2 separate regions of the Homo sapiens genome follow, and region 1 is linked to region 2. The links are chromatin loops, found by intact Hi-C in ENCODE. Cell type or tissue: OCI-LY7. All regions are shown on one strand.

The links. A loop is a pair of places that touch in the nucleus more often than their neighbours do. Peaks named below come from ENCODE experiments on the same cell type or tissue, not always from the same donor. Only the 100,000 strongest peaks of a DNase experiment are listed, where the experiment ranks them.
Region 1: it touches region 2 in a loop (13-fold over the local background); 3 of 110 quality-filtered maps call a loop at or near these places.

What each region holds. Positions count from the first base shown.
Region 1 is chr2:43,168,958-43,171,457 of GRCh38, reverse strand. No RefSeq gene overlaps it. Among named protein-coding and RNA genes, the nearest start is that of ZFP36L2, 56 kb to the left of the region's middle. RefSeq lists enhancers at 322-1,007, 1,214-1,508, 1,183-1,828 and a silencer at 1,932-1,991. In OCI-LY7, CTCF peaks have their summits at 1,123, 1,329 (motif pointing left) and 2,316; DNase peaks (open chromatin) are centred at 1,307, 1,917 and 2,277.
Region 2 is chr2:43,483,133-43,485,632 of GRCh38, reverse strand. THADA (THADA armadillo repeat containing) reads left to right here. Exons shown (of 38, transcript NM_022065.5): 26 at 308-399. Among named protein-coding and RNA genes, the nearest start is that of THADA, 110 kb to the left of the region's middle. In OCI-LY7, CTCF peaks have their summits at 935 and 1,138 (motif pointing right); a DNase peak (open chromatin) is centred at 1,162.

The DNA of each region.
Region 1 (2,500 bases), 310 kb after region 2:
GCTGCTCACCATCCTGTGGGCTGGTGCTGTCTGCTTTTGGAATGGTCTCCTTTGGCCCCTCCATCCTTCAAGCTCAGCCTCCTTCAGGAAGCCCTCCTGGCTCCTGCAGACTGTCCCTGCAGACCCCTTCCCTTGCCTATGCCCCTTTAGCATGCGGCGCTGGCCCTCCTACGTGGTTCCCTGATGGGCCCTGTCTCCCTGAGAGCAGGATTCCAGTCCCCCTGCACTGTTGCTTGGGGAGCCCTGCAGGTCCAGGCGCCATTCCCAGCCCCACACAGCTCTGGAGACCAGAGCTTGGTTCCCAACCACATGAAGGAAGGCGCACGGAAAAACCATAAACCCGAAGGCTGAGCGGGTTATTTGTCAAAGCAGGACAGATCTGCGGCCAGGGACGTGGAGGGAGTGCGCTGGCCCTGAGTGGAAGCGAGCATTTCAGGGAGCCGGGATGAGCACCGAGGAGCTGGCACGGGCAGGGCACGGCAGGAAGGAGGCCCATTAACACTTCTGCCCCGACCACGCTTCCTCCGGCACCTCGGCCAGGATGCACACAGGCGCGTTTGTCCCACTTTCACTGCGGCACTGTGTTTGCAGCAGCCCCGGCTCCCCAAGCCCCAGGTGGGTGGGTGTTGCCTGGGCACAGATGCCCTTTATGGATGGGCAGTGCTGGAGGGAGGCAGGTTCAGAATTGACCTTAGAGCTACCTCCCTGCCAGCAATGCAGCCACTCAGGAGGCCTGGTTGCATGGAGGCCATGGCATTGCCCCCAGGGACCCCAAATCATGGGGGTAATCCCAGGAGAAAGCAGCCGCCTTTAAAAGGCGAGAGTGCCCCAAGTGAGCCCTCCCTCCAGGGCCCATCACTCTGCCTGCTGCCACCTCCTGGCACGGGGACTGTGGATTCTCATCTCCTTGAGGGGCTCCAGGTGGCAGGCCTGCCTTGGTGAGGCTCGCAAAGGAGAGGGAAAGAAGGAAACCCCATTGATGCCTCATTGCCCTCCTTCCACCATCCCAGGAGGAGTGGGGCCTCAACCAAACATCCAAGGACTACCTTCCCTTCCATCCCTTCCATGAAGCCCAGCCTGCGTTAGCCTGAGAGTTTATTCACAGAAGGGCCTTTGGTGCTCTTTCTTAGGCCAGTGGGTGACAGAAGTCACACATGCCCCAGACAAACCCTCCAGTCACGCCCCACTGAACTTCCATCCCCCATTCACACTTAGCCTCAAGACCCTCTGCCCTGCCCCAAGGCCTGCCTGGGTTCTTTTTTTCAGCTGTCTTTTGCTCATTTAACTAGGGACAGGTGCAGGCACGTGCTGGCTGACTGTCAGCGCCCCCTAGAGATGGCCCAAGGACCCGCACCCACCCCCAAGGAGGCCTCAACTGAACCTTTTCTTTGGAGGCTGGGAGGTGAAGGAAGGGAGCCTCCGTTCCCTGCCAGCCACGACGCCAAGCTCACCCCGGTGCAGTTAGCCCCTCTCTGTAGAGATCATTGTCCTCCTTTGACATCTGGGGAGACTGAGGCTGGGAGAAGAAAGAAAAGTCAAGCCCTGCCTCCTGGGGTTCTCAGTCTAGCTGGGGCGGCGTCAGGTGGGAGGGGCTCGTGAGTGGGAACAGAGCAGGTCCTCCCTGGGTGCCCGCCGGTGCCCTGCCTGCAGAGTCACAGGCACTGTGCTCCGGGTGCCCCTTCTCTCTGGCTGGGCTTGGCGTGGCAGATGGACCACCTTGAGGAGGGCAGGAGGGGCTGCCAGGCCCTCAGGAAGTCAGATGAGCTTCCCTATCTCCTGGAGCCCCCCAGGAATGGGACACCACACGGCCACAGCCACCAATGCTTGCTCACTTGGGTTTATCTCCAACCCTCTGATCCGACTGGAGGGTGTGCCACTGGCCTCAGTCACAAACCTTTTCACATCCTGCAGAACCAGATGTAAAGGTTGGCTGGCCAGGCACAACCCACCCCCGCCAATCCCCGCCACCCCCACAACACACACACAGACAGACAGAAACACTTCCTCCATGCCCAGCGCCCCTCCTCCCACACTCACCACACGGATATCCCTGCGGACACACCTCGGGCACAAATACGTTCTCCACCCACGCCCTGTCCCCTTGGGGGCATAGACAGCACACACGCCTGTGCTCGCCTCACAGCCCCCGAAACCTCCCTCCCACCACAACCCCACAGACACAAAGATGCCTCCACTCCCTTCCCAGACACTGCCCTGGCCTCAGCAAGCTCACACATTGAGACTCCACCTTGTCCGAGACTGCACGCTTGTGCCCTCACGTGCTCAGGAACCCACTCTGCAGGTATCCACATGCCCAGGAACCTGAGCCAAGCCCCTCACGACCCTAGCCTGGATCAAGTCATTTATGGTGATAAAGCACTTATTTATAGTTCACAGGTTCTGAAAGGCAAGTGTGTGTGTGTGTGTGTGTGTGTGAGAGAGAGAGAGAGAGAGAGAAAAAAAAAATGAGCAGGGTGTGGGACAAGCAGGGCAGAGAGGA
Region 2 (2,500 bases):
AATTTTTAGAAAAGTGTTATTTGATGCTCTAAGTGCAGAGATTAGTGAAAACTGTTGATGGTAATATTAGGAATATAGGAAAAGGCTGTGTTGTGTGCATGTGATTGGGTTGTAGAGCTCAATTGAAGTCATTGAATCGATGACTGTCAAGTTTTTTTTTTAAATTATTTTATGAACACAAATCTGTCTTTTTAGCCTCACACTAGCCAGTTAGGTAATGATTTTGAATTATCTAGTTTGAACATTGTAAACGTTGGTTTCATGCCAAGAATATTTAAGCCTTATTGTGTTTTCGTTTGTACATTAGGTGCGAAATTCATCCACACTTCTCTTTAGTGCCTTGATCACAAGAATTTTTGGAGTTAAAAGGGCAAAGGATGAACATTCCAAAACAAATAGGTAAGCTCCATTTAAGGCTAACTTTACTTTTTTTAAAAAATACAATATTGTCCTGGCCAAAAACAAATTTTGAAATTGTGCCTACTGTTATAGATTCATCTAGAGCATAAAACTATAAAAATACTGTAATGAATTAACCTATGCTGCCAAGTTATAAACCCTTGGGCAAAAATATCAACTGTTTAATAAGTGGACCTTTCAAAGCAACAAAAATTTAGCAAGGTAGCAAGGGGTGAAATGTAGAGCTTGTTTCTCCATGCAAAAGCTAGTGTTTTTTTTGTTTTTTTTTTTTTAATTGCATCTTCTTTAAGTAGTCCTGAAATGTCTTAACTTTACTTGTATATATTATCCTAGCTTGTATAATATCTTTAATTTTATAGGTGGAAGTTTAAATGTTTATGATCCTCTCATTAGAACATCTCTCACATTACCTTTGCATTAAACTCTTGTACTAAGAGGAGCACCTATATGTGTTAACCACAAGAAATAAACAGTGCTTTTTACTTTTGGTCTTTAGTTTTATGTTTAACCTCTAATTTGTTTTTGTCTTTAAAAAACAGCTTTTTTGTTATGCCTGAAAAGAAACCTGTGGAACCATTTTGATTTTGGGTAGTTTTTAGATAAAAATGCACAAGATCTGTTTGTTTTTAAAGAAGAAAAGCTTTGAATAGTTGTTTTTTAGCACTTAAGAGGATTTAATGGTAATCTAATTGACTTGCAGTTGTTAACACTAGATGTCACTGTTGCTGCACATTTAATTACTTCCTTAACTTTATTTAGGATCCAGTTTGGCCCAGTGGTCTTTCTCTTGAGGATCTAGAGTTATATTCAAAGCCCTATTCCCTTCTTCCCTAAAAAAGTCATTATGCTTCATATTTAAGTTTTAAGCTAATGTTTATTGAAATGCATTTTTGTGTGATGGAACTAAATCTTAGGAATTAAAAAAATATGAAATCATTTTGTGATGTACTAGTGATAATTCTAATGAAACCTACTATGGTATTTCCGAATTATCATTTAAATTGCTTCTTGTCACCCTGTAACATTCACCAGATATTTAAAAGGAAGGTAACTGGCTGTAAGTATAAATCCCTTGAGCATGTTCAGGCAATACCAGAGAGCTTTTTAATTTTTTTTTTAACTGAGTATTTTTTAAATAAATAAAACATTACTCTTGTGGAGGGATGATTATAATTTTTATTTTTTAGCCTGTTCTTAAAGAAATTCTTCCTGTCACTAACTTGAAATCACTAATATTTGTTTCTCCTTAGCTTTGTCTATTTTGTTAATAATTCTCCAGTGTGCTACAGTTTAAAACAGTTGGGTCATGTTATAAGGCCTTGATAAATACTGGTATAAATGAAATATGATATTAAGTCATCAAACAAGTAAAATTAATGTTTAAAACTGAACTTGAAGAAAATTTTTTTTTGTTTTTTATGAAGTGATTCTTGAATATATATATAAATATATATACATTTTACTATGTATAGGAGAAAATGATCAGAAAATGAGAAAACCTCATTTAGGTTGTATCTGAGGGAGGAAGAATAGGGCAGTGATACTATACAATTTTAATTTTTTGCCAAAGTTACAATGATGGAAACCTCCATTATAAATTTATTCCTCTTGGATAGGAAAGATTACAAAATATATAAGATTTCTAGAAAAAAGGAAATAGGAATGAGAAGTTTTTAACTGTGAAGAATGTGAGAGCTTTTAATTTTAGTAATCTGAAGATCGGTATGGACCATTATGTGTACAAGGCTTCTGTTCCCTGTTTAACCCATGAAGATATATTTCTTGGCAGCTCCCATTAGGTTTGCTTTGCAAAACCTTTAGTGTCTTAAATTTGCAGTTGCTTGTGATGGTTCTTTTAGTTTTAGTTTGTTTAATTATGTCACTTTTTGTTTAAATGTTTATATGCCTGTTCCTTCCAATATTAACTTTCTGAAGGAAGGACCTTTTTCATCTGTTCTGGGTACGTAATGGGCACTTTAAGAAGGCTAGTAATAATGATATCTTGGTTGGTTACTTATCCACCGGATAACTAACCTCAGCCGGTGACACACCTCACAAGTCAGTTGTTTCCTTTCACAAC